2 separate regions of the Homo sapiens genome follow, and region 2 is linked to region 1. Evidence: chromatin loops called from intact Hi-C (ENCODE). Cell type or tissue: HepG2. All regions are shown on one strand. Each heading gives the region's core, and the rest is flanking DNA. Links, peaks and the distances in the headings are about the cores only.

Region 1 (11,031 bases), core at 1,396-9,395:
GTTTAAGTGTTAAAAGAGCAAATGGCAGCCGCCCCAAAGAAACCTCCTCTTGGCTCTGCTTTCTTGGGGAGGATTGTCTTTGTACTTCAGACTGACTTTATTAGTGGGGTTTAGGGGGCTGTAGGAGGCCCCACAGCTGCTCACACACCGAGTACAGGGGCATGGAGCAACCAGTAGCAGAAGCACCTTTGGAAACAGCAACTGACCCGATTCTGAATGGCAAGAAGCCTTTCTGAGCTTTTGAAAGCAAATGAGTAGCTGAGACGTTCCTACATTCTCTCAAAATAGATCCGAAAGATGTGCTCAGAAAATATGTAGCCCTTTACTGAGAAATCAAGCCTGGTGAGATGCTGGGACAGAGGACGGCTGCACAGCCGCTGTGCACACACAGACTTTAATAAGGAGCCCAAGGCCTAGAGAGAAGAGTCTGGAGGCATAAGAGCACCTGCTATTAGAGAAAGCAATGGCAGGAGGTCTGTGCAGGGAATGTGCTCAGATGACACAGTGATGGCCTTTTCTTTCTTTTCTTTTTTCTGGCTTTCATCAAATAGCATATAGAACTTCTCTCTTGAGCCTTAGTTTCCTCATCTGCAGAGTAAGGATTGCAATAGTACCTGTTATTAAGGTAGCTGTGTGGACCGAATTAATCTGTGTAAGGTGCTTTGCCCAGCCATATAAAGTAAGCAATAAATCTGAATGGTGGCTATCAATGTTCAGTTATCTAAGAAGGCAGCCAGTCAACCGCTGTCTGCTCTAGGGAGGGAGAGGTCACAATGCCCTGGAGGACATTACAGGAGGCTCCCTGGAGAGAGGGACACAGGAGTTGGGGGAGGGGAAGTTGGGAACAAAGGAAAGAAGGAAGAGTGGTCTAGGCCGAGAGTACAGCCTGGGCAAAGTTAGAGCTGCAGGATCCCACATGGGCATGGACAGCAGTGGGTAACTCAGTCCACCCTAAGGGCTTTTCACCAGCAGGTCAGCCTTCCTTCCCTTGTGGAAAAAGAACGAGAGCCCTTTATGAAATTCAACTTAACAAGTTTTGATTTTAAATATGGAGGCTAGTTGGGGCAGGATGTCATGCTAAGTCTTTGATCTGAACACACAAGGACAACAGAGATGTCTCTTTTCATTGAGACTGCTGGTGTAGCTTTATTTTCTCCAAGGCTCTTCTTAAGGAAAAGGCCATTTTGCCTGTATACCTTTGAGCAGGTTCTCTGGGCCTCTGAGAGACTCCCATTTTCCCTGCTCCTTGGGAACATTTGTAATCATGTACTTTGTCAAAGCCCAGACATGAAGGTAGCTTTGATGGCTTGTCTTGTTGGAGGCAGCAGAGGAGGCCCACACAGGAAACTCAAGCAAATTTTCAGTTTCTCAGGTAACTTCCTAGTGACCTAGATGAGTCAATAGATGTCTTTGTGTCTCATTTGAGTTCTGCAAAATGGGCTAATAATATTCTAGACAAGCTTGCATCTAAATTACCAAGTTCCTGTTGGAAGTCTTTACATGCATCAGAAAGAGGTACCATAAAACACATCACAAATCTTCTTAGCTTAATAACACAAAGCCACTTAAAAATATTTTATTTTCTGTTTAGAAAATAGTTCTCCCATCATTTCACAAATGCAAGATATTTTCCCTCATTTTCGTAATTGCTTTCTCCAACTCCCATTTTTCAAGAAATCTTCAGAAGCTACACTGGTGCCTGAACAGATATTAAAATGTTCAAAGCACTTTTCCCACAACTCTTGTTTCTCGGCCTCCCCTGCTCCTCCCCATCAGATGCCACCAGTCCCCTTCTTTAGCCTTTTTGCTGAGCCTCCAGCCAAGGCAAAGAGGTATGTCTTTCTTGACCTCTTCCCTCTCATAAAATATAATAACTAGGATGTCCTGGAGTGGTAAAAAGGGAGCATTTCCTTTGAGATCTTTGCTGACCGTGAACACAATCAGGGAGTACTTTACGAGAACACAGGCTGGCTCTTGAACACAAAACAGGGCTCAAAACCTCCTGTCACCTTCAACATGCTGGGAGGATAAGCTCAGACACACTGCTCTCACTTGCGCAGGCTTCACTCTTTGTTGGGGAGACACGTGTTATACTCTCTTGGCTCTCTGAATCTCTCTCTTTCTCTCCCTCCCTCATCTTGCAATAACACTGAGTAATGATGCCAGAAAGGAGCCAAGGTGGAGGAATAAACACTAAATCCGAAACATGACGGAAATTATGTATTTTATTGCAGTGACAGAAAGAGTAAGGCCCTTGCTCAGGTTTACCCATGAAAATTATGTTTGGCTGCACGTAGAGAAAAGCTGACCACAGTGGCTTGAGCAGACGGGCAGGAGTTCCAGAGTGAGCAGTCCAGGCTGATACGGTGGGGTGCAGGACACTCCTATGTTTTGGTCCCACCATGCTGAGGCCAGGGAGAGATGGCCTGCACCTCTGATCTGTCCAGGCAGAAAGGACATGGGAGGCCTCAACCCCTTCTTGTGGGTCCTGGTATTTTTATTCAGGAAGGGAAGCCCTTCTCTGCAAACTTTCGCTGACATATTGCTTAGGCCACAACTAGGTCACAGGCCTCTGGCTGGAGGGAACTGAGGACAATGGAGTTGTCACTTTCCAGCCTGGAGAGTGGAGGGAAGCAGAGAGGAAGGTAGCTGGGAGCAGATGTCTCGTGAACCCAGAGCCACATCTGCCAGACCTGGTGACAAAGACAGGCTGTGTGCCTTCCCAGTCATATCTTGTATCATTTGTTTTCTGTGCCAGCTGGGCTTTGGAAACAAATGCAGAGAAACTTTATGTTCTTCCTTCATTCCCTCTTGGAAGTTGCAGATGGATGCCAAGGGTGAATATTTATTGTTGACCCATTGAAAGCAAACTGGACAGGAGAAGGGATGAGGTGGGGGAAGGGGCTAGGTTAAATGGATCCAAGTTCACACCTATTTTCAGTGTCAAAGCCCCAAATCACACTTGAGCGTCTCCTCAAGTTAGAATGAGCAATAGAAAACCAGACAGCCCTGTATCTATGGGAATGTTGCTTGCATCAGAGCCACCACACCTTGCTGTGAGGTTGATCGGTTTCTCGCAGCTGGAAATAGTTGCTTCCCGCCCCCCATCTTCCTCACTCTTTTAAACTCTCAAAAATCCCCCAGCCTCCCAAATTTGTTTTAATTTTTAAGAGAATTCTTTTCTACAAAAGAGGGAAACCTTCTTTCAAATGGCCCTTCATAAATTTCCCTAAAGAGGTTTTTATCTCTGATAGAAATATGAAAAACAGATAACCAGATAATTGCCCTCTATCTAGGCTTTAAACACTTATTCATACATTGAATTTCTGCAAGTTACAGATGATTGTTGCTGTGTGATTACTGGCCCTGTCTATTTCCTCAGCATGGATGCAAATCTTTCTCCCTGAGAAAGTCATTGCTTCGTTAAAAAAAAAAAAAAAAAGAAAGAAAGAAAAAGAAGAAAGAAAGGATGAATGAAAAGAAAGTTGTTATTCAGTTTTTCTCTTGAAATTAGAAATTTCTTTTTGTTTTGCTTTCATTTTGTTTTTCTGCAAGATCGGTGTTCATTTAGAGAATTGTTGATTTTGTATGCAGCACTGCCCTCCCATGCCATGGTCCATATGTGTCCATTTTTTGATGGACTTCTTTTTAAACAATGAGTTCCCCAAGACATTTTTGGGGCCTCAAATGGGAAAGGTCATCACAAATAGAAATCTCAGTTTGCTAGTTGGGCTTGCTCAATCGCTCTGCTGATCTCAGGACTGATGCTGCTTTGCATAAATGCGAAGTTCATGTTAAATTGATTCTAAATCAAATACTCAACGTATTCAGTCTTGAAACATGTCCATTGGGAGAGAGAACTATGCAGCTCCAACATTTTGCAAAGATTCTACTTTGCTTTCTTTGCCAACATCCAACTTTTACTTCTGGGCGTTAGAATACCCTCCGTAGAGACTGTGACTTCTCAAAAGAAACTTTGCTAGTCTCGAATGGAGAATGAAATAATAAGATTTGAGCAATAAATCAAATATAGCCTGAGAGCAACACCACAGAGCAGCCTCTGTCATCTCCTCTCCTTGGGAGGTACGTGGGTCTTGATCAGCTCTCATGTGCTTCTGAAAATGTGTAGGTTTTCATATATATGTTTTTCATTGTTAGTAGATCCTAAAGAAAGACCCAGAAAATCTTGCAGCAGTCAGCTTGCCAGATGGGGGTTATGTTAAAAAGAGCAAACAGAAGTCAGAGCTCTGAACACACCGCAGGGTATTCCATAGTCACATTCCATTGTGGGTGAGTTTTTGTTGTTGGTTTTTTTTTTTTTTTTTTTTTTTGGATGGAGTCTACTAGCTCTGTCACCAGGCTGGAGTGCAGTGGCCCCATCTCAGCTCACTGCAATCTCCGCCTCCCACGTTCAGCCATTCTCCTGCCTCAGCCTCCTGAGTAGCTGGGATTACAGGTGTGTGCCACCACGCCCGGCTAATTTTTGTATTTTTAGTAGAGACAGGTTTTCACCATGTTGGCCAGGATGGTTTCGATCTCCCGACCTCGTGATCTGCCCGCCTCAGCCTCCCAAAATGCTGGGATTACAGGTATGAGCCACTGCACCCGGCCCATCCTAGGTGAGTTTTTTAAGGGAGACAAAAAATGTCAGAGTGGCACTCATTGCTCAAGAGAGAAGCACTTCCCCTTTTACTGTGCAAAATTTTATAATATGTATAGCTATCAATGTTTGTTTCTTATTACTGCCCCAGAATGTGCAAAAGAGAGTTTAGGTCAACTAAGATACATTGGTTTGAGTGCCATTTTTTTCAGGAGCAGTTTTAACACCAACCACAGTTTGCTGCACTTTCTTACACAGCTTCTGTTTGCACTTTGAACTCTGTGCACTGAGCCCCTCATTCCACACCATCTGCAGGCTGCATCTGGGCAGCTTCATCCAGCTCGGTAACAGTCACAGCTGAACTTGACATTCACCCACTTTGAAAGTATAGAATTCATAAAATCTGAAACCACATATGTGTATAAAACCCATGCAAGAGTGGGTAGGAACTAAAAGGAGGAGAAAAAGTAGTCCTCCCCTTCAGGAGTGTTCTCTCTTATCCCAGCCCCTTTCATGTAATGAATGGGTGAATGGGTGAAAATGAAATTATTTAGGCATTGACTGACAGGTAGGAACAGAAACTCAGGCTTCTAGTTTATTATTATTTATTATTATTGAATCTACTGTTTCTAAAGATGAGAATGGCTTTTACTTCCAAAGTTCTAGAGGAGAGGAACAACGTTAAGCAACCTTAAACAAATATTAGCACTGTGAAAGGTGCAGGGTCATATAAAGAAGTAGAAGTGCCGACAATGAAAATTCTATCCAACTGTCAATCATTCCATATCATTACTTCATTTTTTTAAATAAAGGCTGTGTCTCCCATATGCTTCCCTCCAGGTTGTATTCAAAACAAAGAAATAATTGTATTACAGATGTGAATAAATCTGTTTAAAAAATAAGTGAACCCTGAGACATATGAACTATGAGACATTGTTCTATATGATGCTTTGTAAGTTTTATGTGCTGTGTCATAGAGTTATATAGAGTTATGTATATATATAGTTCTGTATAGTTTCAGTTGGCATCTAAAAATTATATAACTTTATTTTTTAAAATCTATAATTATAAATATTTTTAAACTGCTAGAAAGGAAGAGCCGAATATTTGGCTGGAGTGATTTTTAGACATTTCTCTACCTTAGGGCACCAGAGAGGTTCACTTGCCCAGGGTTCCATAGCTGGTTGGTGCCAGAGTCCGAACGAGAAACCAGGTCTTCTCAGCTCCTGTCACCCACAGTTTTGCAGACACTGAATTTATGAGGTGGATTCCATTCAAGCATGCACATAACTAGCAGACACTTCTCCTAATCCTCCTCAATTCCCCTTTGCATTGCTCAGATACCACAATCCTTTGCAGGTTAAATCCCTTCACCTTGTGAACTCATTAGGCAGGGCAATGTATATGAATCCCTGAGTCCTTAAGAACGTCCTTAGGCTGTGTTAGAAATGCAGTTGCCATAGGAGTAACCGGCCCCTGCTGTCATTTGGATGTTCTCTCTTCCCCAAAATCCAGCACCACCTTGGTTAAGCACCCACCATGTGCCTGCCCACCTGGCTCCTTAGGCAATGTTACAATTAACCAGGTTGGTTTTGATGAGGGTCTAGGGCAAAATTTGAACCACCACAACAGCCAATGTGCACATCCATGCAGAGGGTTCAGAGATGGCCTCGGCCAAGGCTGCCAGGCTTCAGCTCTGGAAGGAGCCCTGGGAAGTGGGAGATCTTTGTATAAAAATTGGAACCCAAACTATAATTCCCATTAGGGATATATATGCTCACATCACTCCTGATTCAAAGCTCAGAAGTGGCCTCTCAGGAGAAATAAAGGTCTCTCTCTCTCTCTCTCTCTATCTCACACACACACACACACACACACACACACACACAGAGAGAGAGAGAGAGAGAGAGAGAGAGAGAGAGAGAGAGAGGCCAGCATTCAAAATTCCCATGCTTAGGGAATCCATTGGGACTTCTCCCCAGGATGTACTGAATTCAAGGAAGCTTTCTCTAGGTGTAGCAGAAACTGCTGCTGTCATGTCTCTGCTCACCAGGACGTAGCTTCTCTCTACAGACCTTTATTTCTTTCCCTGGAGGCTTCAGTCCATGTTGAAGTGTAAACTCCACTCAGCTCCAGGAGGAATCGTGTTTTCTTTATCACCAGGGGCTTCTTCTACGAGTTGCCTTTGATAGGGAGGCCAGGAGGAAGATAGGCCCAAGCTCAGGGGTGGGATCGGGGAGCAGGAAGCCTGTGGGCTTTAGAATCGAGGTATTGGTTTCTCCCTGTCACCATCATCCACCACCTGTGTGAACTTGAGCCATTTATCGAACCTCACGGAGCCCCAAGTTTCTCATCTGTAAACAAGGGGAATGAGCCCTACTTTGTATGGTTGTCAAGAGGATTTGAGACAATATGTATAAAGCAATGGACACGCAGAGGAAGTCAATAAGTACAAGGTAACTCTGAAAATGCCACCAAAGGGAGGCTAGGGACAGGAAAGCCATCTCCGCCAACCTCAAGAACGTGGCCCCGAAGCTGTTCCAGGAACTGGGCATGTATGAAGATAAAAAAAAAAAAAGAAATGTCTGCCTCTCTCATCATGTAGCAGTGCAGAAGTGATCTTGGTGCTCTTTGGCAGAAGGCTGAGTTTATGAACTTTAAAACCGATAGTAATAACAGCTAGCATTTATTGAGCATATGCTATGCGCAAGGCACTTGCACCGTTCCAAGCATTTTCTTGCCTTACTGTATTAAAATTTTGGCACAACCCTGTGAGTAGGTGCTCTCATTATTAATCCCACTGAGTGAAGGGGAAGCATGGCCTGCCAAGGTTACGTGACCTGCTTGTGGTTAGGCTGCTGGGAAAGGTGGAGGTGCGGTCCAAACAGAGGCAGTTCCTGCAGCAGAGCCCACTGTCTGTCTGCCCGTGGAGGGGACAGGTCGGTGTTGAGAATATCTGTTTGGCACATGAGGGAGTTTAGCCTTACAGAGCGAAAGGCTTGCCAAGGCCCCATGGACAGGAGGCGACGCTGTGGGGTGGCACCAAGCTGGGGCACTGGCCACCATCCTGGACTGCTTTTCTGACTCTGGATGCATTTGGTGGCTTTATGGCCCCACCACTGGTATCCAGACCTCTCCTGCCCACGTGTTTCTCCCATCAGAACTGAGAGAGATGTTCAGGCAGTTCCCAGACAGCCCACAAGAAACACGCCTTTAAGCCAGGGGTGCTCAAACTTGTTCCCAAGACGATGGTGACATGCTGGGGTGGGGAGAAACCACTGCTATGCCTTCTTCCTGACCGACCAGTTGTTTTCATTTATCAATCTGAGAATCCATCGAAGGTGATATCAGGGTGACATAAATGAGGCACTTCCTGTGACAAACTTAAGGCGACACTTGCTCCCATTGTTGTACAAGGCTGACCTTGCATTTACATGGGCTTGAGAGCGCACCACCTTGAATTTTGTGTCCCAGGTATATCTCTTGCCCTGTCCCAGTCCAGGCCATGGAACACATGTACAGAAGAAACCACAGAGTGATGTACCCAGCAATCAGGGGCCTGCCACCTGAGTCCCTCCTTCAGGGGTGGACCACCCCAACCCTGACTGACCCTAGCCAGGGTTTTCCGTGAAGCTTGCCCCAAACACTTCTCATCCACTTATTCCTGAGGCTAAAATAAAAATCGTAGCCAGAAGCAGTTGTTTCAGCTGTGATAGCAAGCAGTGGCCTCAGTCACTCATGTAAACAGGACCTCATACCACTAAGTGTCAGTGGCATAACAAGAGTTGAGATGCACACGCCTACTGGTTGGCCTTTGAGAATGGCCTTTCTGCAGAGGCATTTGTCATTTCACAAAGTCCATGTCACCAGTCCTCTGACATCATGATAATTCCTTTTGTCAAGAAGTTGGGGTTTTTTTCCCCTTCTTTTCCCCCTTCACCTTTATTGTATAAAAGGCATTTCTCCTCTGGTTATTCTACAACAGACTACTTCAGAGTCACAGAAAGTTCCTTCCCTTTCTGGAGGGGTTCGGCATGCTGAAGGATGCAATCATAAATGACTTTCTCCCCGCAAAGCCTGCTCACAGCCAGCCATGTGAGTGCCCTGATCAATGGAAATGCAGGGGGCTGGCCAGCCTCTCACGGCTGCTCTGCAAACATCTTAATGGGACAAATTAAAAGATGTGCAAGCTAATTATTCTCCACAATAAACAATAATAATATAATAAAATCATAAAGCTCCTTAGGAAAGGAACCTGCTTTTCTTATACAGAATGTACAATTAACAGGAAAGTAAAAATTTCATGCTATAAACTAGAGATTATATTCTGGGCATCCTTGTGATTTGCTGTGCTTCTTCCGGCTTATTTAGCACTTTCTGCACACACGCCAGGGCTCGGTGGCCCACCTGCTCCCTGCTCCCTCTTCTGTCTTCCCTCAGGGATAATGGCCTCCACTGTCACCTTCAGACCCAACTTGGGTTCTTCCTGAGGAGTCCTGGCCCCCAGACCCACAGCAGCCTCTGGGGAGGCCCAGAGTTCCAACCCTTAACCCTCTCAGTTTAGGATCAAACACATCATTTACATGGAAGCAGTTGGAGTTGTTTTAAACAGCCACATCACATCTCTCTATTCCTCTTTTCAATCACAACCACGTGACCTGAAGGAGCAGAAAGCAGAGAGAGACCTGCAGTGAGCCTGGACAGCCCCCACCTGTGCCCCACATGGGTTCTGAATCTGGAGTCCGCGTCAAACGAGAGGGAGAGGGAGGAACCCTTAGTGCTGTCCCGTGTCCTCCGCACTGTTGTCGTGAACAATTCTGGCTGACCCACTAAAGTTATGAGATGATGCCGTTTCATTGTGGCTTATGAATAATGAGAACAAATAACATTCACTTGCAATGGTGTGAGGCACACTGCCTCCATTGTCTCTTTTAATCAAAACCTCACGATATAGGCACAGCTACTAATTCCCACTGGCTAAAAATAAAAAATAAAATGAAGCAAAAACCAGGTTACAAAAGCAGCCCAGGCCACACGGCTTCTAGGAGGCAGAACTCGGTTGGAGTCCAGATTCTCTTCGGCTTTCCCACTCCCATCTGGCCTCTCTGTGATGTGACAGGGTGTGGGGAGGAGAGTTTTACAGGTGCAGCCTGTGGGGTCTGAGAGCCTGTGTTCAAATGCCAGCTCTGTCCTTTCCCGCTGAGTCACCTTGAACAGGCTACTCACCCTTTCTGTTTCTCCCTTTTCCTCATCTGTACAGTGTGACGATGATGATTACCCATGCAGCTGTTGCGAGCACTGAATCAGAAATACATAGAATATGCTGCCCGATACATGGTCGCTATCATCATGGACTTTTCCTTTCCACCCTGATTTGATTTTAAATTGGACACTATTTGACTGGACTTTCCCATTTTCTTCCTTACACACTACCCAAACCAAATCTAACAAGTGAACCCCAAGTGGGTTATCCCAGTGAGTGCGCGTGGTCACTAATGCATCCTTGTACACTGGATCTGTTCACTCCTGGCAGCAAACGGCTGATGCTTGGGATGAGGTGGGGAGTATAACAGGAACAGACTCAGGCTGAGTAGGGGTCTCAGCCCTGGCTGATGTGCCATTGTACCCTGATCTTCCTCCTGTACATCTCTCGGGTAAAATGAGAGAGCTAGTGGCTGGGATTACTCAGCTCCCATGGTCAAGGTGAAAGGCATCATGGAGGCTGAGGATCTGCCCTCTGCTCACACCAGACAGGGTTTCCCGACCTCGCCACAGTTGACATTTGCAACCGAATCATTCTCTGTTGAGGGGACTGCCCTCTGTGCTGTATGTAGGCTGCTAAGCAGCATCCCTGGCCCACACCCACTAGACACTAGTGACAACCCTTCCCTCCTCATGTTGCCACAACCAAATGTATCTCCAGACATTGCCAGATGACCCCTGAGGGGTAAAATCTGGAATGTTTTTTGGAGAACCACAGCTCCAGAAAGACCTTAGGAACCGAGGTACTGTTGCTGCTTCCCACAAAGAAATAAAATGATGTGGCGGGTTTGACCCTCTTTAGCATGTTTGCCTCCCACACACCTAATTTGACCTCTACCCCACCCCAGCCTACTAATGCTGGCTACAGATGTCCACAAAAACTGACAGTCAGTGTGCAAGGGCATGAAATTAAGACCATCAGCCATGTCCCCGACGTGAAGAGCAGAGAAGAAAAGGCAGCCATGACTCTGGCCTGCTGGCGCAACAAAGGCTTGCCATCTCTGTTATCTACACAGTGGAGACAATTACTCTCCCTAATTTTACAGATTGATGACTGGGCTATAGAGTGGCCAAATATTTCATCCAAGGTCACACAGCTGGGAAATGGCAGGGCTGCACTCAATCCTAGTCTGGTTTTGAAGTCTGGGTGCCTGACGAATAAGCTGTGC
Region 2 (11,031 bases), core at 1,436-9,435, 130 kb after region 1:
ACTGCAACCTCCATCTCCCGGGTTCAAGCAATTCTTCCTGCTTCACCCTCCCAAGTAGCTGGGATTACAGGTGCCCACCACCACCCCCAGCTAATTTTTTGTATTTTTAGTAGAGTCAGGGTTTCACTATGTTGACCAGGCTGGTTTTAAACTCCTGACCTCAAGTGATCCACCTGCCTCAGCCTCCCAAAGTGCTGGGATTACAGGCGTGAGCCATCACGCCTGGCCTCTCCTGCCATTTCTATGCCTGCTTCTAGATTAAACTAGACCAGGTGAAGGCCCCCCAGCCCCACCCCAAGTGAAAGGCCAGGGGCTTCTCCCCACACCCTAGTTTGCATCGGTTTGGAATGTTGAGCTCAGATCCAATCACTACTCATCTGTTCATATCCTATCTGTCATCACACATGTCCTGTATATCTGGAAACAATTACGTGACTGATCCGGAGTTTCAGGTATGCATCAGATGTGTGCTTTCCAAATGCCTGCATCTCAAAGACTAGGAAGGCAATGGGAACAGTCTTCTGAGGGTGTAAAAAGAGGGACCCAGGCTGGGGCAATGGGACTGAGGGGACTATATAGATGAGTCTTCCTTGCTGTGTTTCTGTAGTTTTGACTTGGCCAGAAATGTTTTCCATCGGAATGAGAAAAACCATATATTTGCATAACCAAAACATCGGTGCAATATGTTAAGCAGAGGCCTCCTCGACCTACTGGCCAGTTGTGGTTGCCACTATGCCAGAAACTCAGAAGTGGTTGCTTAGGTTGTTGACCGCAGCAACCTCTAAAGCCCTCAGGGCACCCAAGAGTATCGCAAAACAGAGAGGACGGGTGATGGAGATTTCCCAGGCTTCTAGCCTTACTGCCACCCAGTGATAGAAGAGTAAGTAGCAAAGGAAAATATTTTTTCACCACTCAATGCCTGGCAGTCATCATCTCCTTGCTCTGAGATCTAGGATGCCTCAGGGTACGTAGGCTGGAGGAGGTGGCAGCTACAGTTCATTGTCATCGATTGATTCATTCATTCTTAAGAAGTGTCTGTTGACTATCTACTCAGTTCCAAGCACTTTTCTTGATGCTGGGCAGTGAACAGGACAAAACTTATCCTTCACTCCATCCACTCCCTCTGTCACTTGGAGGATGGACAACAAATACATAAACACAGAAATCAAATAAGACAAATGCAATGGTGAAAAGAAACCCGTGCATGTGACATGATAGTTGTGATGGTTCAGGGGTAGGGAGCGGGGTTACTTTACCCATTACTTTAGTAGATGACGGTTGAGCAGCCATGGGGAAAACTGGGGGAGTTTAGAGACAGGAAAGTGGTCCAGGCAGAAGGAAAGCCCCTGAAAAGGTCCTGAGGCAGAAAAAGCTTGGCGCGTCTGTGAGACAGACAGAGGCTATGGCAGAGCAAGCCGAGGGAGACAGGTGCTCCCAGGTCTAGGTGATGGGCTGGGCTGGTTTCCTCCAGGGCCTGGAATTCTGAGTGCCCTGGAAAGCCGTCAAGGAGTTTGGGTGGAGGAGAGACACAATCTAATGTGTATCACTCTCTGGCTGCTTTACTGGAGTGGGGCAAGGGCAGAGCTGGAAGGATGGCCAGGGGTTCACTGCAGTGTGGGGAGGAGACATTCGCTGCCCAGGAGGGTTGGCTGCAGAGGCTGTTCCTCTTTTCTCCCAGCCACAAACTCCAACCCTGAGCAGACTGCAGAGGGTTCCTCTATCTGAGTATGGGTTCAAATGCAGCTGTCAGGCACCTTGGTGGATCTCCCATTCCTCTGTCCTCATGTATGTAAGATCTCCCTCCCAGGGTTGCTATCTATGAGATGTCTGGTAATAGACGCAGGTGGCAGCTGTTGTTAATATCACCTTTGTTCCTTACCTGATCCCAATAAATGTATTGTCGACATTGATTTTCATCAACCTTTATTCAGCAAATATTTGTTAAGCACCTACTCTTCTTCTCCTGGGTCCTGTACCACCACTAGAAGCAGCTGTATGATGCATATCAGGAAGAGACCCCTTCCCACCTAATGGGATAGCTCGTCCTGCCCCCAGTGAACTCCAAAAAATGCTTTCTGTGCCCTCTTTGCAGGCCTTTTACTGAAATATTATGCGATATTTAAATAAAACATCAGTATGAGCTAATTGGAAGGCTGAGGCAGGAGGATCACCTTGAAGCCAGAAGTTCACAGCCAGCTGGGGCAAATAAGGAGACCTCATGTCTAAAAATGTTTAAAAATTAGTGGGGTGTGGTGGCGTGTGTCTGTAGTCCTAGCTACTTGGGAGGTTGAGGTGGGAGGAGCCCTTGAACCCAGGAGCTGGAGCCTGCGGTGAGCCACTGCACTCCAGCCTGGGCAACAGAGTGAGACCTTGTTTCAAAAAAAAAAAGAACAACAATAACATAACGACAAAAAATACAAAACACCAGCATTTGCATTCAGAGTCCTGACTGGAAGCATGTGATTCAGGAGCAAGCCCGCCCTGGACATGGTCCTGGCCTGGATGAGGACTGAGGCTGGCATCCACTCACAGGGCAGCACCTGGACCCTGTCCAGCATCTGAAGAGGGCTTCATCTGGCACAGAACAATTGCAGGGTTTCACTGGGGAAGAGCGAGGCTTTCTGTCTCACCCTCATGTCCAGGGCTGGTGACAGAGAGGACAAAGGGCAACCGACAGTGGCTTTTGCCTCTGCATTTAGCTTTCATTATACAGTTCTTGACTTCAGAAAGACAGTTCATTTGTTTCTTAGTTCCCAGAAGCCAAAATGAATTCTGTACCAGAAAAAAAAAAAACAGTTCTGAAAATTATCTTCATTGCTGGAGTTTCTATCAGGAAATTACCAAAAGGAGAAAAATAGGACCTGGGAGAGTCCTGAGTGCTCCAGCCAGTGAGGAGAAGGTGGAGAAAGCAAGAGAAGTTGGAGCCCTTTGCTGGCTTGCCAGAGACTGGGAGCCACATGGATGTGGTTTCCCTGCAACAGAAGGCTAAGGGTGAGCTGCAAAGTCTGAGAACCCACTGGGAAGACAGCACTGAACTAGGAATATGGCGAGTGTTCCAGCTGGTTTGTAGAAGCTGACTTCAGAGCCAATTTATGCAAATCTTGATTTGTTTAAAACTACATTAATCACTGGCTTCTTTCAGTGGCCAAGCTGGCCTGTAGAAGTTCCTCACACTGCAAAACACTGGGGGCAGCCCAGGCACAGCTTGGTAGATAATAGTTGAAGAAGAAGGAGGAGGAGGAAGAGGCGGAAGGAAGCAAGGAGGGAGGAGGTAAAGAAGAAGAAAGGAAAGAGGAACTGGAGGAGCAGGAGGAGGAGGAGGAGACAATGGAGATCATGGTGTGAGCAGAGGAAATTTGATGAAAGGACCCAGAACCCTAAAGATTAAGTTTTAGTCTTGCTAAAATGTATCAGCTTGGCTATACTTTGCAACAATGAAACAAGCTCATCTCTCATGGAGGATGGCCCTCTGTAGCCAGAGACCCGGGGGACTTGCCTAAGGCAGTCTTCCAGACTCAGCTGAAGAGGTCACTCTGGAGAAGTGCAGGTTATCAAATAGAACACCATCTTTTTTTTTTTTTTTTTTTTGAGGAACAGTGACCTGGTCTGTATAAGAAAGTGATACTCTGTGTTTGTAGCCACATGTGAGCTGCACTGAGAAATTGCCTCTGTGCCCAGAGAAGGAAGGAGTACCACCTTCTTCATCTATCCCATCCTATATTTTCACTGTTGCAGAGGAGGGTTTGATGTGAGACATGCAAAAAATGACAAGGGAGGAACAAAGTAATAAACCTATCTGATGTGCTCCAAGTGGATTCTCTCTGTTTTCCACATTTAAAAGATATAAGTGATATGAGCAAGCATTTTAATTCCTCAAGCAAGGTTTGATACTCAGTTCCAGAGATCACCATATCAAAGGCAAGCGAAGCAAGAATCTTAGGGTCGGGTGTACTGTCAGGAGCATGGGGACTGCACACGGGAGTGAACACAGAGTGGTCCTGGTGTACTGTCAGGAGCATGGGGAGCCACACGGATCAGACCCCGAAATTAGCCCTACCTGCAATGCGGCCTTTAGTACAATCCTAGACAAGTTGAACTTTAAGATTCAGGTTTAATTTGTGCAAAACTAAAAGGCATAAATTATTGGTATAGGATAATCTATTGCATTATCTTCTAAAGGTAATGAGATTGTACATCTTACCCCTAGCACACACATACACACACACAGACACACACACACAGACACACCAGCCCCAAGAAAATATAGAAGAAAGGTCAATGGCTCTGTTCCTCTTTCTTTAGAATTATAAGATAAGCCTGTTACATATCCTGAATCATTGGTCCCATTCTATGTATATGCAAAAGAAGTTCAAAGGCTGACTTTGACAAAGGGTGTTTGGAGAAGGATGATAAAATGTGTCTGATAAAACAAACACAAAAGACTTTTGCAATAAAGACCTACAAATTGGGAAAGCAGGACTTGGGCAGCAGGGTGTGAAACTGTGTTATCTACAGCTTCAGCACAAAAAGATAGTGGCTTGCAGCAGAAGTCTTTATCTGGCCTTCACAAGAATGGAGATTGCACCTCCCCCGACCCCCCTGTCCACAAAACCCAGGAAACACCTTGCAGAGTTGATGCAATATTTGCTATCCCAGCCCTTGGTGACAGTTAAAATAGTGTTACAACATAAAATTGAGCAACGACCTTGCTGTATCATCCAAGACTATGTTTTATACTACTTTTTTTCCCCGAGGACATTTTGCACATTTTTTAGTTCCTCCCTTACTTTCAGTTCAGATCATTAATGGGAAGAAACATTGTCTCTTCTTCCTTTCCAATACAATTTAAAAATACCTTCCTGATTGACACTTCAGGAAGAAGATTAATAATAGTTACCCTTTTGCATCTCATTGCATTATTTCTTGAGAATTTCAAAGAATTCTCTGTATCTCTTCTTGGAGATGTATCATTACTCTGTTCGAATGACTTTTTTGGGGCTGGAGTTTAATTTATGTGATTGCAATCAGGAAACCACTTTGAAAGGGAAGAAATCCATTTAGCTTTGCATGAGTTGTAAATTTTCTGTAAATACAATTTCATAAGACCCTCCCTTTTTTAAAGAAGTAGCAAAACGGCTCTTGGAGGAGTGGCAGAGCATGGGGGTGGACCACAAATTCACAGGTCAGGGGGTCCCAGATCAGCCACTGTTTCGGGAGCTTAGAAGAGCCACTCACTTTTCAGAGCCTCCTTTTCCCTCTATAAACTAAATGGATTGGACAAAATGTTTGCTAAGAATCTTTTCACCTCTAAACAAAATGACCCAATGTTTGCTAAGAATCTTTTCGCCTCTGAACGAAATGACCCAATGCTATTCCACAGAAGGATGGCCTTCAAAACAGCTTCACTCTGTTTTATTTCATAATAATCCTTCACCTCTCATGACTGTTTAGCTTGACAAGGCACTTCGGCAGTTATGATTTAATTGGTTTTCTTGATAACTTTTACATGGCATGATTTTAGACTTGGCAAAGGTGGAAGCGGAGGCACAGAAAGGAGAACTTCAGAGAGTCACAGGGAGCCAAACACCAAGTCAAGTAACAAATTGAGTACTAAGAAAATAAGACATTTTAGGCTAGAGGCTTGCAAACTTTTTGAATAGCAAGAAACAGTAAGAAGTAAATAGTATGCCAGGGCTCAGGGGAGATACATCAATCAAAAAAAGAGCTTCAGGAAGCAGTATTCACCCTTACTACTGATGAAGCACTCTATTTTCCAGTTATTCTGTTCTATTTCTTCTTCTTACCTTGCTTTTGTTATTATTATTATTAACAACCAATCTATGGGTCACAACCTATTGTTTAGAAGTCACTGTTTAGAAACTTTTCACATGGCAGCATACTTCTTTTTGCTAAATTAGAAGTCTATATCTCCTTCTCTGTGCCCCTTACCTGTGGGCAGATGCTAAGTGGGATTCTCCTGTTTAGGTTTTCTTGCTGTCAAGAGCCCCCAAAGACTGTACACCAGGAAAGTGCTGTCCTTAGAGTCAAGGTTTTCACTGAAGGGGGCACATGACCCTCCTGGCTGACTTTGAATACACGATCAAGTCCTCATGAATAATGAATACTAATGACAATATCAAAACACCTATTTGCATTGTACACTCACTAAAGTCAGAGGGAGAATTGGGGCTGCTCCCACAAAAGGGCACGTGACTCTCTAAATAAAGAGCTTTAATGCATTTTATATTTAAACCATAAGGCCATGGGCTCAAACCCAAACTGAGATGGGCTCTGCTTCTTAAGTACTATTCTGGAAAGGCATTGAAATATTTATCCATCTATCTGGGTTCTGTGTTTCTAAAGCAGTTCCTTTCCTTGTACTGCAATCCAGAGTGGGCCTGTTTGCAAATCCCCTTTAACTGGAGAGTGGCTGCCCTTCAGAAGCAAAAGGAGTCCTTTGGGAAAGTCATTGTCTATGAAACTTATTCAATGAGAACTATGAAGAACAGCCTTTTTTTATTTAAATGCATGTAATTCAAAGATTGTCTACTCTGTGCACTGACTGGGTCAAATTCTTACTTTCACTGCTCCATCTCTATGTGGCCTTGGGCAAGTTGTCTAACTTCTTTAAGCCTTAGGGGATAATTGTTCCTAAATTAATAGTATTACCAAAAGGATTAAATGACATAATGCACAGAAAGCCCTTGCCACAATGTCTGAAGCTCAGAATAGCTCAGTAAATGTTAAGGACCTCTACTATTTGTCCACTAAAATTTGCTCAGTTGTTATAACCCTATTAGCACAAATAAGGCTTTTGCTTTTGAGGAATGAATTCCACAGCTTTCTCTGTCCTCACGGACTAGCAACACTTAATGGATTCCTAGTGACGAACCAACCCAGTTTCTTAAACCCCCAAACCTGTCAAAACCCAGCATAACCCAAATCTAATGCATTCGTAGGCTGCTGTTCTGCTACCCAGTCTCTTCCTGGTATGATAAACTGTTTTCTTGACCAACAAAGCCAATAGTATGTACACTTATATATTAGTTTAAAAAATAGAAAAGTACCACATTTACTTTCGAAAATCCAAAACTTTGTCTCAAAGGGGAATTCAGGTTATTTTCAGAAATACTGAAGCTCCTTCCCTTTTGTTCATAGCAAAATAAACAGACCACCAGGAGAGAGGATTCTTGTTTTATAGGTTGCTATAGAGGAGTTATGTGAGGTATACATACTCAGGGCTTCAACATTTAAAATTTTTAAAGATCAGTAAAGAGAGGATGCTTTTTTTCTAGAGAAGTTTTTATTTTTAGGTTCTGTAGGGGGAAAAGCTACGTGATAAGTTTCAGATGATCCAGCATTTTCTAGATATTTATCCCACACTTAATTTTTTTAGATCCAGATATTTCAAGCTTAGTAAAAACCAAGGAAGTATTAACTTTTGTTGTATCCATTCTCTGTAACTGAAGAACCAATGTGCTTTTATGCTTCCATATAACTTCCTACTTTGTATCCAAATTTCCTAATTTTACTCATAAGCATTCTAGAACACTTTAAAGATGACAAGTTAACAGAATAACATTCTGGCTAAAGAAGTTTTTCTCTTGCTCTTTACCTTAAGGCAGTGTCATATCTTCACTAAAGGAATGTCTTTTGGGGAGAGTGGGATTAATTAAATCTGTGTTTACCATGATCAGAAAAGAGCATCATACACAACGGTGAAAATAAAGCTTACACATAATAACGTTATTTCCTTCTCATTCCCAGTAACGGAGGGGTTAACCTGAAGTCTTAATCCATTTCCACTCTAATTGGGAAAGGTGGGGGATGGGGAAATCATTTAGGTAGCAAAATGAAAATTGCTAGCCTGGATATGCCTGAGGCAAAAAGAAAAGAATGAATTCTCTTGTGAGCGAGATTAGTGAGGGGGAAGAAATATCTACATCTTGCACTTCATTTCATGTTGTCGTTCAATTTGCCGGTGTTAAATAATGACCTCCAGAGCAGTGGGTGAATTGGGAGAAGGGGGCGTGCGGGTCTCCTAGAGTGAGTTCACTGTGCACGGTGTCTGGGCACTATGTGTCTATCATTCAGCTCAATCAGGACCTGACTCAATTTGACAGCGCAGCTCCCAGGTGTAGAGGTTTGCAGACTAAAAGTGGAGCCCCCACTGGCATATTTGGTAAAGTTTTCTTCTTTCCTCCTTAGAAGTCTACTTCATTATTTGGTGTTTTTGGTTAAAGAGAAGGCTAAACAAAATGATTTCTATTTTAGAAACTTTACTATTTCTGCATTAAGGAAAAAGACTTGATCTAGAATATTCTTCTCTAAAACGTGAGGTTCTTCCTAAACCGAGAAGTTGACAATTACAGAACCTCCTAAAACAGAATACTTCTGAAACAATCTTAAAGTCCACATTTATGTAAATATTTGCTGCAGGCCCCCCTTGAGAACTTACCTAGAAGTGCTGTATCAACCAATAATACATTTTAAATTCTCCTCAAAATGGGTATCTTCACATGCATTTGAATTGTTAAGATAACTAGGAAAGAAAAAAATGGGAGTGTGCTATGTAGTTACTTAAGATTAGTGCACTAATTGGTCAGTGGTTCAACTAGAAATGACCTATAATTTATTTTTGGGCTCATTTGTGGTAATATTTTGGTGATCATCTGTTTCTTTGCTCTGGCTGTTTTCAAAACAACCTACTCTGCAAAAATATGTGATAACATTTTTCAAGTGTTGTTTGTATGTTTCTAATAATTTTTGGATGATCTCTGAATATAGATTTCATTGCACGTATAAATATAAATTAAAAATTAGCTATCAAGTCATATCTATTTTCAGATGTTTTAGTTTAATTTTATTAAAAAAATCTTTCCACTCTTTCTCTCTACCTTTCAAAAAGATAACTCTACAGAAATATCACCATTTTTTAATTCAAAAATTCTAGCAAAATTTGCCTTACCTTTTAGAATATAGTTTTAAATGGTAGTATTTTTCTAAGCAAGTCCAAAACAATCATATAAAAAAGTTTAAATCTCACTTAACTATTGTTTGAGAGGTAGACAATGATGTTTTATGAGAAGTCTCCGCAAAAAATGTTTACTATTCCATTTCAATGTATTACCCATAAAAAGGTATCATTTATTGAATATCAATTGTATAATAGTAATAATGTAACCTGAAAATATGTAACCATTACAATACAGATCTTAGCAGTTTCATGAAATTTAGAAAATATAATTACGTAATTAGAGAATAGGATTATTACTTCTATTGTTGCTTTTTCCAGCTATTTTTTATTTCAGACTACAACATGAAATTTTAAAGTTTTTGTAAACTATGGCAATTTCATGACCCCACAAGAAAGCAGGATATTGATAGTCTTAGCCAACTGTTTCTTATAACAGTCTGTTTTCCAAATTTGAAGATAACAGGATTAATATGAAAGTATTTGCCATCTTATCCGAGTGCCTATAGAATACTCTAAGGCTGATATTTGGCAATTTATTATTTAATTGACAAATGTAGATATCTCAGCACTTCCTTCACAGATCAAGACCTTGTAAGCAAGACTGAGATCAAGGTCTTACTCTGGATTCTTGAGTAGACTTTCTATGTCCCAAAACAAATAGGTGATTCGGCACCCAAAATTTAGCTAAAGCTTCTATATTCCCTTTCTAAGGAATTCTGCTATGTTTGTGGGAAATTTCTCTATAGTCTATATGGGATCATAAATAGGAAAAATTTTATTTTAGTAAAAAAGTCACAAATTTGAGGTAGTAACAGTTGTAATAATAATAATGAAGCTTATCTGTTTATTGAATAGGAATTAAACTATATTGTACATCCATATTATTTTTAAACTATTATTTTGTAATATACATAGTGAAACTTCACTAATTTGGTGGGCATGGAGTAAACAGAATTAATCAAAGAGCTGAATTGTAATATTTTTAGTGATTATAATAATAAATTATTTTGGATAACACTGAGTAACTGTGGGTCTATTCTCAATCACCATGTAAATTATAGAATACGATAGCAACATGTCTGTGATTTTCTAGAAGATGCAGAATCTCAGAGTTATTTTTATGTGTATACTTGTTTTAAATCATATCTTCTTGAATCTGCTTTTTAAAACAGGCAATACTTATGTGAAATTAGAGAAAACCTATGTGAAATGGGAAAGTCCTTAAAATGTCCTATCTCTAGTTGATTCTGGGTCCTCTTTTTCCTTCCTGGCCCCTTCCCACTCGAAACCCAAGTTCACTCTAGCCATATGCTGACATGGGTAAGCACCAGACCCGGGCCGATTTCCCACAATTCCAAGTGGCATTTGCATAAATGTTCCTGGAGCTGGAAAACCCACCTTGTCCAAGCCTCTTGTTTTGTGGATGAGGAGGCTGAGGCTGGGGCAAGGTAAGTAACTAACTTGCTCACATGGCTAGTAACAAACTTCCTACAGGTTCCTCTACCTTATGAGATAGTGAGTACTCCTGCACTCAAATATATTGGGGTTCATGTTAATTGCATGAATTAATCCAGTCATCAATAACTCTAAATCTTAAATTTTGAATTTGGAATCTGAGTGAATGATTACCTAGCTATCATTTGAAGATAATATATTTGTGTGTGTGAATCTCATGTATACCTTTATATAGAATATATATGTATTTATGTCTTTATAATATATATTGATGTCTTTACTCCAAGTATCCAAGAATTAGTTGTCCATGTAGAAATTTGCTGTTTCAGCCAGCTTTGGGGTATTTCCTTTGCCTGTCCTGTACCCACCATTGTCCACATTTAAGGTCTAACATAGACCTACCTACTGCTCTACCAGCTCACCAAGGGTCGTCTTATCAAGCTGGTCTGCAGTTAATCCCCTACCCTCCTCCCTTCAAGAACCAATTAAAATCACTCTGTTATTTTTGAACACAAAAGTTGCTTAAGGAAAAAATACTTTCTATCTCATAATTCTCCTAGTGAAAGAGTAAATTATAAACACAAAGAATCCAAATAAAT

The links. Peaks named below come from ENCODE experiments on the same cell type or tissue, not always from the same donor. Only the 100,000 strongest peaks of a DNase experiment are listed, where the experiment ranks them.
Region 2: a loop joins it to region 1, with 2.7 times the contacts of the local background. A loop is called at or near these places in 19 of 110 quality-filtered maps.

What each region holds. Positions count from the first base shown.
Region 1 is chr21:35,034,072-35,045,102 of GRCh38, reverse strand. The region is part of intron 2 of RUNX1 (RUNX family transcription factor 1); the gene reads left to right. It overlaps RUNX1-IT1 (RUNX1 intronic transcript 1), which reads left to right and starts at 5,677. Exons shown (of 1, transcript NR_026812.1): 1 at 5,677-7,178. RefSeq lists an enhancer at 425-524. In HepG2, for the core only: no CTCF peak of the experiment used is centred there; DNase peaks (open chromatin) are centred at 4,262, 4,872, 5,342 and 8,402; H3K4me3 peaks cover 334 bases.
Region 2 is chr21:34,902,146-34,913,176 of GRCh38, reverse strand. The region is part of intron 2 of RUNX1 (RUNX family transcription factor 1); the gene reads left to right. Among named protein-coding and RNA genes, the nearest start is that of RUNX1-AS1, 71 kb to the right of the region's middle. RefSeq lists an enhancer at 4,491-4,785. In HepG2, for the core only: no CTCF peak of the experiment used is centred there; DNase peaks (open chromatin) are centred at 2,636 and 4,536.